2 separate regions of the Mus musculus genome follow, and region 1 is linked to region 2. A link is a loop called in an ENCODE intact Hi-C map of the cell type or tissue named here. Cell type or tissue: left cerebral cortex. All regions are shown on one strand.

What was found. Peaks named below come from ENCODE experiments on the same cell type or tissue, not always from the same donor. Only the 100,000 strongest peaks of a DNase experiment are listed, where the experiment ranks them.
Region 1: it touches region 2 in a loop (2.8-fold over the local background); 1 of 42 quality-filtered maps calls a loop at or near these places.

Annotation. Positions count from the first base shown.
Region 1 is chr14:122,106,450-122,108,949 of GRCm38, reverse strand. Tm9sf2 (transmembrane 9 superfamily member 2) reads right to left here and starts at 1,868. Exons shown (of 17, transcript NM_080556.3): 1 at 1,515-1,868. The coding sequence starts at 1,682. It overlaps A330035P11Rik (RIKEN cDNA A330035P11 gene), which reads left to right and starts at 1,976. Exons shown (of 4, transcript NR_015586.3): 1 at 1,976-2,500. In left cerebral cortex, CTCF peaks have their summits at 1,274 and 2,068; a DNase peak (open chromatin) is centred at 1,911; H3K4me3 peaks cover 2,153 bases; H3K27ac peaks cover 1,286 bases.
Region 2 is chr14:122,462,021-122,464,520 of GRCm38, reverse strand. Zic5 (zinc finger protein of the cerebellum 5) reads left to right here. Exons shown (of 2, transcript NM_022987.3): 1 at 1-629. Among named protein-coding and RNA genes, the nearest start is that of Zic5, 2.4 kb to the left of the region's middle. In left cerebral cortex, no CTCF peak of the experiment used is centred here; DNase peaks (open chromatin) are centred at 371 and 1,038; H3K4me3 peaks cover 2,273 bases; H3K27ac peaks cover 1,840 bases.

The DNA of each region.
Region 1 (2,500 bases), 360 kb after region 2:
TAAGTCAAACCCTCAAAGGATCAGAAACTTCAAAAGGACACTTAAAGACCTTGTGAGACAACACAAATCACCCACAAATCCACTCACACTTCTCTCTAAAGTCCGTGTCCAGTGTCACATCTCTGCTGCTTCTCCAGAAGACTCTAATCCACAAACATTTCCTCATCTATGCTCTCTAGGTATGTGGACCATACCTTTCGTAACATCAGATTTTATTAATAAGCCTCTGTTCTCCAGTGGCTGATGGAGGAGCCAGGAATGTATTTCTCTAAGAAATTACGAATACAACACACATTCACTGTTCATTTACAGACCAAGTACTTGTTTATAAAGGTTGGCTTCTGAAATATTTAACAGAAAAATTCAGTGTGCCTGTAAGACTGGATCTCACTTTAGGTCAGAACTCTCTAGAAGGAGGCAGAAGTTCCTGCTTTTCCGGGTACCACAGTTAATGGACTGTGTGCCTGGGTGAATCTTACCGATTGGTAGGCATTATTGAACCCTCTACGACTTACGTGTCATAGATACACGTTTGTTTCTTTCTAAAACTGTAGTGACCATGTTAACGCCACACAGGATAGCCCACAAACCTAAAGAGAAGCTGCAAAATGCCATGAAAACTTTAATAGCCTCCCTAATACTCTAAAACAACCTCAAAATTCACAACTGTGGTATAGCTAAGAGTCATAAAATAAACACCAGCTTAAAATTTTAGTAAATAAAAAGTGTAAACGTTTTCTTAACCATTATTTGAAGTATTAAAATTAACGGTTTCTGAGAGGCCCTGGATCCTCCAAATGGTTAAGTTTTAGTAACTTTACGAAATAATGGTGTATTGTGATGCTCTACACCTGATACCTAAAAGCTGCTTTCAGCTGGTAAACTGAAAAACGTGTGGGCGGATGGCCTACGAAACCAACATTTTCAAGGCAGGTTCTTTCTCCCGCTCTCTGCTGCTTTTTAAGTGTTTAAAGCCATCGCGGAGAAACCCATTTGGGGGTCTCTTAAAAATTTTATAGCTTAAAAAAAAATTTAAAGGCCAGGGACTAAACTTAACTACAACTAGTCTTTATTAACGCGGTTTTCAAGGAGGGTTAGAATGCGTCACAATCCACAGGTTAAATGATCAACTAGTATTCTTGAAGTTCGGTATCAAAGTCCTAGAGAGAATAAGCCGTCATGACCAGGAGTTCTAGGAAAGTGCAATAAAACAGTGAGCTACGAAATTAAGTTACTGGAAGTTGTCGCTCGGCTGGGAGCGCCCCGTGTGGGCATCGGGTCACCGCGTACCTGCGTGCAGGCCAGTCCAAGGGCGCTCCGCAAGCCGCCGGGGTCCGGGCAAAGCGCCCCGAGCTGCAGCGACGAGCCCGCGGGGACCACCCGGGGTCCGCAGGCCCCCGTCCCGTCGCGGCTCGAAATGCGACCCCACCCACAGCTACGCCCCTTCCCGCTCCTTGACCCCGCTCCTAGACCCCGCTCCCACCGCGGCGCGCAGCCCGACAGGCCTCCCCCACCTTGCACTCGTTGCTCTTCTCTTCGGCGCAGAAGTTGACCGGCGCCAGGCCGGGCAGGTAGAAGGCGCTTCCCGGGCGCGGGCCTGGGACCGTCCCTAGCAGGAGCAGCGACAGCAGCAGCAACCTGGAGCCTTGCGCTGGCGGCGACGCTGGCGGCCTGGAGCTCATGCCGGCGGCTGTGAGAGGCGAGCGGCCGAGCCGAGGGGGACGGCGAGGAAGGAGGGGTCCGGGGCGCTCGGAGATCACCTCAAGGCCCGAGCGCAGAGAAGGCCGGCCCGCAACGGCTAGTTCCGGTTACGCTAGGAGACACCGCGGGCCCCGCGACAGAAACCGAAGCGGGCCTCCACGGAGCATGCGCGGGGCCGCACGCACATGCTCAGTGCCGGCGCCGCAAGCGCAGCGGGCTCTTTCCGGGCGGGGCGGCCAAGAGATCCGCGTTCCGGGATCTGGGTGACTTCCGCCTGCGCGCTTCCGGCACCCACAGTCGGGTTCCAGGTTCCACCGTGGCGCTCCAGAGCGCCGCGCTTCTCGGGCGCACCTCTTCTCTGCCCTCTGTCACCTCATACCCGTCAGTCCGCTCAGGACTGATGAACCAAGTACTTTCTGATGGAGACCGAGTTGGTCGATGAGGCAGAGCTCAGGGGTTACCTAGTTGGGGCCAGGGTAAGGGAACAAATGGAAAGAGCGGTTCGTAAATCTTTAAACAGCTCTTAGAGGTTATTTGCAAGAATAATTCCTAAGCATCGGAAATGCTGGGACATTCTTGTGTGGGAGAAGTGTGCACACAACAAACATATCTTTCAGAAAGTCGAAATGAGATAGATGAGAGAGGGTAGTAAATATAAAGTAGCAATGGCAGGTTGCAATGAAGATACCGGGGCTTAGTTAAGCAAAGCAGTCGTGTTAAGGAAGACTATTACGGCATTATTACTCTTCGACAAGGTGCATAGCTTTTCCCATTGATAATGGGAAATGGTTATGTCTCT
Region 2 (2,500 bases):
GGCCGAGCTTTACGGCCGCGCCGAACCACCCTTCGCTCCGCGCTCAGGGGACGCGCACTATGGGGCGGTGGCGGCCGCCGCGGCCGCCGCCCTGCACGGCTACGGAGCCGTGAACTTAAACCTGAACCTGGCTGCGGCAGCGGCGGCCGCAGCGGCCGCGGGGCCCGGGCCCCACCTGCAACACCACGCGCCGCCCCCGGCGCCACCGCCGGCGCCCGCGCCGCACCCGCACCACCCCCACCTCCCGGGGGCGGCCGGGGCCTTCCTGCGCTACATGCGGCAGCCAATCAAGCGGGAGCTCATCTGCAAGTGGCTGGACCCAGAGGAGCTGGCCGGTCCGCCGGCGTCCGCGGACAGCGGCGTCAAGCCCTGCTCCAAAACTTTCGGCACCATGCACGAGCTGGTGAACCACGTCACAGTGGAGCACGTGGGCGGCCCGGAACAGAGCAGCCACGTCTGCTTTTGGGAGGACTGTCCGCGCGAGGGCAAGCCCTTCAAGGCCAAGTACAAGCTCATCAACCACATCCGCGTGCACACCGGCGAGAAGCCCTTCCCCTGCCCGTTCCCGGGCTGCGGCAAGGTCTTCGCGCGCTCCGAGAACCTCAAGATCCACAAGCGCACTCATACAGGTGGGTGTCTGTCCCCGGCCGCCGCCGCCACCGCCTCGCCTTCTGTTCGCTTTCATTTTTCCCTCCTTCTGCTACTTCTCCGCAGACGTATGACCCGGACATGTGACTTCTTTTTTTTTCTTCTTCTCCCTCCCCCCCCCTTTTTTTTTCTATGAATAAGTAATTCAATAACACACACGGGCCCCGCGCTGGCCTCCCTTTCGGCGGAGTCTCCAGCGTGCCCGCAGCCCCTCGGCCGGGACCCGCAACGCGCTCCAGCCGCCGCCGCCCTGCCGGGAACAGCAACAGCAGCATCAAGGCACTCAGGACGGTCCGCAGTCCCCACGCCCCGAGCCCCGGGAGGTCCGGAGGGCCTTGGGGAAGGGAACCTTGGCTACCGTCACCCGGTAGCACCTCCCTTCTTCCACGGGACGCGGGCCTTGCTGGACCGCCGCGTTGCCGAGATACAGCGTGGGAGGGGCGCATGGGTTTGGCTATGTTTTGTAGGCTGGTCAGAGCGGCCTCACCCGTGAAGAGAGGTCCTGGGGCCGGTTGAGGAAGGTCTGAGGGAGAGACCTGGGACCCTAGGAAACTCTAGCTTTTCACTCGAGGTCTGACATACACTCTCATACTAATTCATACATTCCTGACCTCGTGCACACACTCGTGTGACACCACGACCTCCCTTGCACATTTGTCCTCACTCAACACTTCATTTACATATCTTCACGCACCGACTCACACACGGTCCACAGGCTTTAGTTACATTGTGTTGGGCACTGGAGAAGTTGGCTTCTGTCTTTTAAAAGAAGGTTCTAGACCCCAGAGAGGGTGCTTTCCCCGGATCTGTAAGACCTCTGTGGAACTTGGGGAGAACTCTTAACTCCATGAGGTTCCTCCTCTTATTCTGCCCCACGTCGGGGATCCGTGGGTCTGGTGAAGGAGGCTGAGGCGTTGGGCCATAGAGGCATGGGCCCTGTTGGTCCTGTAGAACGCGCGATCGCGCCCGGCTAATGTGGAGGGCGAGTGTAGTCGAGATTTATATGATGGGAAATATTACTCCTCGGAGGACACTTAGGTAACCTGAGTTTACATTCAGTAATCACTTGACTGATTTATCGGCGCATCTGGGACTGGAACGCAAAGGCAACCCCCAAGCACAGGCCCTTACACAGGCCACTGGCCTGAGGCCTTTATGAGAGCAGCCTGGTTGAGGTGGTCTTAGCCTACAGCCTTGCTCTTGAAGCCCTAAAACTTAAAGGCTTCCCTCTGACCTGCAGGATCGGCTAGAAGTTTTCCTTACAGGCCTCCCCACCCCACCCCCACCCCGCCCCCTTCCTTTTCCCTAACTCGGATCAGTTCTTAGTTTCTTTACTAAAGGGAAAGTTCCCTGGAGACTCTTTTCGCTTAAAAAAACAAAAACAGACCAGTTGCATGCTCTGTGCTCAATGCTTTCAATACTTTGAGCAAGCACCTAAGGGCAAAGGGAACTTTTAAATACAGTGCAGGGCAGGACGTTTTGGGCCCTCTCCACTTTCCCAGGCCTCTGGAGAAGAATGGACCTTAACCGAGGAGGCTGGTGGCAGCTGACCAAGAAGAATTTGACTGACTTACTCGAATCATGGCTTTTGGGTTTTCACAGGACATGTTGCCCTCTGACCCGATCCGGAACAGCAAGTGGTAGAGGGGACCTCGCGGCAGGATATTTCTTTCTGATTCCAGATAGGGGGGGTGGTTCCATTTCTTGTTCCTGCTCCTACAGGTTGCATGGACCCTTCCAGGTGGAGCTTGTGGGGTGCCCCTCGAGGGGGGTGCTGGCACCTCCGGATTCAGTTCATAGCGTGCCTAGTGTTTGGCTGTCCTGGGACTTTCTGAGCCAGTGGGCATTGTAT